2 separate regions of the Homo sapiens genome follow, and region 1 is linked to region 2. A link is a loop called in an ENCODE intact Hi-C map of the cell type or tissue named here. Cell type or tissue: PC-9. All regions are shown on one strand. Links, peaks and the distances in the headings refer to the core of each region. The heading gives the core; the rest is flanking DNA.

Region 1 (2,922 bases), core at 266-2,765, 170 kb before region 2:
CGACTAGCCTTATGTCTCAGGCTCTCTGCTAGGAACTCTACTTGCTTTTGTTCATTAATGCTCTGCTCACAATAATACTATCAGGTAGGTGGTTCGATCACCAATGAGAATAAAAAAAAAATAAGTGCCATTGGTGGTGATTACACCACTGATGATAATGACAAAATAGAAATAAATACCATTGATTACACAGTAGTATGTATCAGGTAGCGTTCTGGGCCTTCACATTCATTATTATCTCATTTAATCATTAAAAGTCCTCCAGGCCTGGGAAACTTTCTATTTTTTTTTTTTTTTTTTTTGAGACGGAGTTTCACTCTTGTTGCCAAGGCTGGAGTGCAATGGTGTGATCTTGGCTCACTGCAACCTCTGCCTCCCAGGTTCAAGTGATTCTCCTGCCTCAGCCTCCTGAGTAGCTGGGATGACAGGCATGCACCACCATGCCTGGCTACTTTGTGTATTATTAGTAGAGACGAGGTTTCACCATGTTGGCCAGGCTGGTCTCGAACTCCTGACCTCAGGTGATCCATCTGCCTCGGCCTCCCAAAGTGCTGAGATTACAGGCATGAGCCACCACACTCAGCTGAAACTTTCAGATTTTAAGGACACTCACCGACCTCCTATTCTCTTACCTTCTAGTAGCAGGGCTGACGGATTTCACTTAGGATCGACTTTTGTGAGAATCATTCTCCCAGTAATTCCACACAAATTTATTATGAGACAGCAGCCCATATTTGAGGCCCACGTAGAGTTGAGGTTCCCCCCAAATTACTCTCCTTCTACTCCTCCCTTGCTGACCCTGATTCACTCAGGAACTCTGTGAGAAAGCCGAGGCTCAGAGAAAGTGAGGAATTCAACTTAGCTCACACAGCTGGTATATGGCAGTTTCCGTTCAGACCGACGTTGGCCTGACCCCTTAGCCAGGGTTCCTGACCCCTGTGCCGGGCTATCTCCTACGGGGCTATGATCACTTGTTTTCTTTCTTTTTTTCTTTTCTTTTTTGAAGAATAGTGGCTTTGTGTTTTCTTCGGTGTCAGGGCAATAGTAAATCAAATATTAACTAAACATCCTCAGGAAAACTTTGCAAGTAAAACCACGTGCCTATATTTACAGAAATTAAAGGCTTTAAAATAAATGGCAGTTAAATTACGAAATTGGGCAATAGATGTGATTTTTTTTCTCTACTCGGTGATGTAGATAAAAGAAACACATTTTGTATTTTTATCAGTTACTTAATCTTAGTTATCATGTATTAATCTTCTGAATGTGCTTCTTTTAAACAACTTTATTGAGGCATCAGTGACATATAATAAACTACATATATTTAAAGTGTACTATTTATTTGTTTTTAGGAAACTTCGCTAGCAGAAATAAAGTGTCCAATTAATTAAATTTTGACAAGTGCACATGTGAAACAATTGTGTTTATGCCAATCAAAGTCATTTATAGCTACAGCGGCACCCACAGACATGCCAACCCAGGACAGGTACTAAGCCTAGTGGCTTTGGTGCAGGTTCATGCTCGCATAAAGGCCACCAGATGAGTAGGTTCGCTGAAGAAAGACTTCAAAGCACCTACTGCCAGCTACTGCCAGCGAAGTCCGAAGCGCCACCTTTAGACATAAAAGGGCAGCACTTCATCGTTCTTTTCGCGCAGAGGCCACAATTAACTGGCAAGGATTGCAAGCTACTCCTGGCGCCAAAGCCAAGAATAGAGCTGTATCCAACTGTAAAAACAAACTGCATTTAAAGCTGAGGCCTCCAGGGGGAGAAAGGTCCTGGAGGAATGCCTAGAAAGCTGCCAAGCCGCCGGAGTCACTAGCTCAAAGTACAATAGTGGCTTTGCTGAACAAGGTCGCCTTGACCGCTGGCAGCGAGTGCGGCCTTTCACAGCTGCAGCCGGCCCCCAAAACGTACCAAACGCAAGAGACACAAAAGGCCAATGTTTCGCCCTGATCGCTGTGTTCCTGGTCCGCAACCCAGACCCACGTGCCTGAAGGCGCGCCAGCCGGGCCCAGTTGCCCCTCCTTCCGCCACCTTCTCAGTGCTCCGCCCAGTAGGGAAACCGAAGGATTGATTAAAACCGACCCTCCTCTTCCCTTTAACAAGACCAAAAGTGGGTGGAGAGGGAAGGGAAGTCTAAACGCGTCTGATTAGTTTCGTTTTTATTAAAATCTTCACGTGATTGCCGTACTCTTGACTCAGCGATTTCTCCAAACGGCCTCCTTGAATTTATTGGTTTGTCATCACCGCCTTCATCTTTTCTTGTACAGTCCTACCTACCAGTTTTGAACATTTAAACGGAATTCCTCCATTCAATACAAAGAACAAATACATTTTAAACCTTTAAAAATGAAGATCAAGATTTGATTTCTAAAAATTCAATTTAGTCAATTCATTTAGCCAAATTCATTTCAAGCCCACAAATGACAAGATATGGGTTTTAAATAACCACTTGACATGAGGCTCCTCCCTCATTTCCCACAGAAGGAACTGCCACACATTTTCTTAAAAGGACCATCAGTTTTTCTCACTCTTCTACCTTGGTTCCCGAGCAGTGGGACCACAGGTATGCACCAACACGTCCAGCTATTTTGTGCATTTTTTTTGTAGAGACGGGGTTTTGCTATGTTTCCCACACTGGTCTTGAACTCCTGGGTTCATGCGATCCTACTGCCTTGGCCTCCCAAAGTGCTGGGATTGCAGGCGTGAGCCACCGCGCCTAGCTACTTAGCAATTTTCATTCCACAACATATTGTAATGAACTGTAGTTACCATGTTGTATAATAGATCTTATAGATTCGTTCTTAAGCAAATGAGTGATTAGATTAAAAACTTGATAAACAGTTGTCCTGGAATTTTTTCTCCCTCAATAGTGACAACTCAATAGTCACCTCAATAGTGACAATTCTGGAAAGTTTTG
Region 2 (2,922 bases), core at 267-2,766:
AGAAGTGGGATTACTGGGTCACAGAGTGTAAACATTTTTAAAGGCTCTGTGGAGCAGTTTGAACTGGTAGCAAATTTATTGATTCCTAAGAACCACTGAACACAGAAATCCTCTTCAGTGCAAGCCTGAACCAAGCAGCTGGACACATGCACCCCCGCTTTCAACAATGTCACATCTAATTAGGTGTTTAATGAATGTTTTTTGATGGGGATAAGGGAGAAGGATATACTGAGCTCTGTCATTAATTAAAGGAAGGAAACAGCTTAACTGAATCCCATTCTACTATCCCTACCAACTGTTATCTCTGGCAGGTAAATCATAGCATCTAAACAGTGAGGTTCCCCAAAAGATCCCCAACCCAGTTCCTGTGGGCTTAAAGCTACTCATCTCCTCTCCCTTTCCCCCGATTTAAAAGTAATACATATGGTGAATTTTTCTGTGTAGATGTTTTCCTTCAGTAGTAAATAGTTTGCAGTATAAAATGTTAATTATGCTTCTCATAGACTGATCTCACTCTAACCTTAACATTTGTGGTTATTAACCTCTGTTACATTTATTCTGAAATTCAAAAAAAGTTACCTAGCCTTCTTAAACATCACCATGTCCCTAGTGTATTCATTGATTCATGCATTATGGTTCTCTGTTGCTGTTTTATGCCTTCAAATTAGGAAGATGTGAAATTCTGTGGAAAACAAAGACTAACCTTAAAAATAAACTATCTCCTTTCTGTAGTAGGAAATGGACTGTTTTCAGAACTAACTTTCCTATCAAAAATTCAGTAGAAGTATGTATACCTGAATCATTTTTGTTTTTGTTAATGCTTCCAAACAATGTACTTTGAAATCAGAATCATTTCTTTATATTCATTTTTATGTAATTCTCCTGATGCTCTTCCTTACACAATAGTGATCAGAAAGGAGATGTAGTTTCCTTTCCCTGCCCATTATAGCTAAGTGGGTATCATAATGTAAGTTGGAGGGAATTTTATTATGCAAGAAGGAACTACCATTGGGTTTGATTGATTGAAGATGGACTTTGATGTGGTGTATCTGAAAGCTATTAAATGCAACTTACAAGCCTTAATAAAAATATTTATTATTTCATTATTTAGCAAGTTTACTTTTAAAATACTTTTTAGAGTATTTAACTCTCAAAATAAACAAACAAAGGTAAAACTATGCATGGAGAAAAAATGTGGAATAATGCATTCAAACCCGTAAAGCATTTTTATCTGTGGAGAGTAGAATTGTGGAGCAGGAGTAATTTGCTGCATCAAGCACCTCTGCAGTTTTGGGAACTTTTACCGTGTTGTGTCTTATTTAGTAGGTAGAATAAAGCAATAGATAAAAATAAGTAAAACATGTTCAACAAGTATTGAAATGCCAACTATGTACCAGACGTAATTAAGTGATCATCATCGAAACTGTAAAGGCTAAATATAAGAAAGACTTTGAGTATTTGCACCAGAGAACAATAATGAATATGACAATGAAAACACCTGAGCAGTTGGAATTTTCTAAGGTATAGTCATGCATCGCTTATTGACAGGAACACCTTCTGAGGAATGCGTCGTTAGGTGATTTCGTCCTTGTGCAAACATCATAGAGTGTACTCACACAAATCTAGATAGTATATCCTACTGCATAGCTAGGCTATTAGGCAAAACCTAGATAGTATATCCTACTACACAGCTAGGCTATAAGGCATATGCTATCTCACCTAGACTACAAATGTGTACAGCATGTGACTGTACTGAATACTGTTGTAATACAATGGTCAGTATTTGTGTATCTAAACATAGTTAAACATAGAAAAGGTACAGTACAAATGCAGTATAAAGGATAAAAAATGGTACACCTGTATAGAGCACTTACCATGAATGGAGCCTGCAGAACTGGAAGTTCCTCTGGGTGAGTCACTGAGTGACTCAATACAATCATGGTAGTATTGTGTCCTATTATGAAGGAATGTGAAAGCCTAGGACATTACTGTACACTACTATACACTTTATAAACACTGTACACTTAGGCTGCACTACATTTATTTTAAAAGATTATTCTTTCTTCAATAAATTAACCTTAGCTTACTGTAACTTGTACATTATAAACTTTTTTTTAACTTTTGACCCTTGTAATAACACTCTTAAACACACACCGTACAGCTGTACAAAATATTTTCTTTCTTTACATCCTTATTCCACATGCTTTTTCTATTCTAACTTTTTTCTTTACTTTTCTAAATTTTTTGTTAAGAACAAAGACAAAACACACACACATTAGCCTATGCCTACACAGGGTCAGGATCATCAATATCACTGTCTTCTACCTCCACGTCTTGTTCCACTGGAAGGTCTTCAGGAGCAATAACACACATGGAGCTGTCATCTTTTATGACAACAATGCCTTCTTCTGCAATACCTCCCAAAGGACCTACATGAGGCTGTTTTACAGTTAACTTTTAAAAAATATTTAAGTAGAAGGAGTACACTCTATAATAATGATAAAGTGTATAGTATAGGAAATACATAAACCAGTAACATAGTCATTTATTATCATTATCAAGTATTATGGATTGTACCTAATTGTATATGCTACACTTTCACGTGATTGTCAGCACAGTGAGCTTATTTACACCAGCATCACCACAAACTCGTGAGTAACACATTGCACTATGATGTCACTAGGTGATAGGAGTTTTTCAGCTCCATTATAATGTTATGGGAACACCTTCATATCTGCATTCCATTGTTGACCAAAACATCATTATGTGGCACATGACTGTACTTGTGGGCTGTGACAGTGTTGTCTGCCCTGGCACTGCCCTCGCCCTCTGCCTCCTAGATCTGTGGTTCCCACTGGATGCCTTGTGCCCAACTGAACTTCAGCTTCTTGACTGGCCCTTCCCGTAGCTGACTGCAATTAG

The links. A loop is a pair of places that touch in the nucleus more often than their neighbours do. Peaks named below come from ENCODE experiments on the same cell type or tissue, not always from the same donor. Only the 100,000 strongest peaks of a DNase experiment are listed, where the experiment ranks them.
Region 1: it touches region 2 in a loop (4-fold over the local background); 14 of 110 quality-filtered maps call a loop at or near these places.

Annotation. Positions count from the first base shown.
Region 1 is chrX:120,485,029-120,487,950 of GRCh38, reverse strand. No RefSeq gene overlaps it. Among named protein-coding and RNA genes, the nearest start is that of LAMP2, 17 kb to the right of the region's middle. In PC-9, for the core only: CTCF peaks have their summits at 1,528 and 1,731 (motif pointing right); DNase peaks (open chromatin) are centred at 1,720 and 2,090; H3K4me3 peaks cover 1,426 bases; H3K27ac peaks cover 1,301 bases.
Region 2 is chrX:120,315,778-120,318,699 of GRCh38, reverse strand. No RefSeq gene overlaps it. Among named protein-coding and RNA genes, the nearest start is that of TMEM255A, 5.8 kb to the right of the region's middle. In PC-9, for the core only: no CTCF peak of the experiment used is centred there; DNase peaks (open chromatin) are centred at 1,549, 1,919 and 2,739; H3K4me3 peaks cover 363 bases; H3K27ac peaks cover 2,305 bases.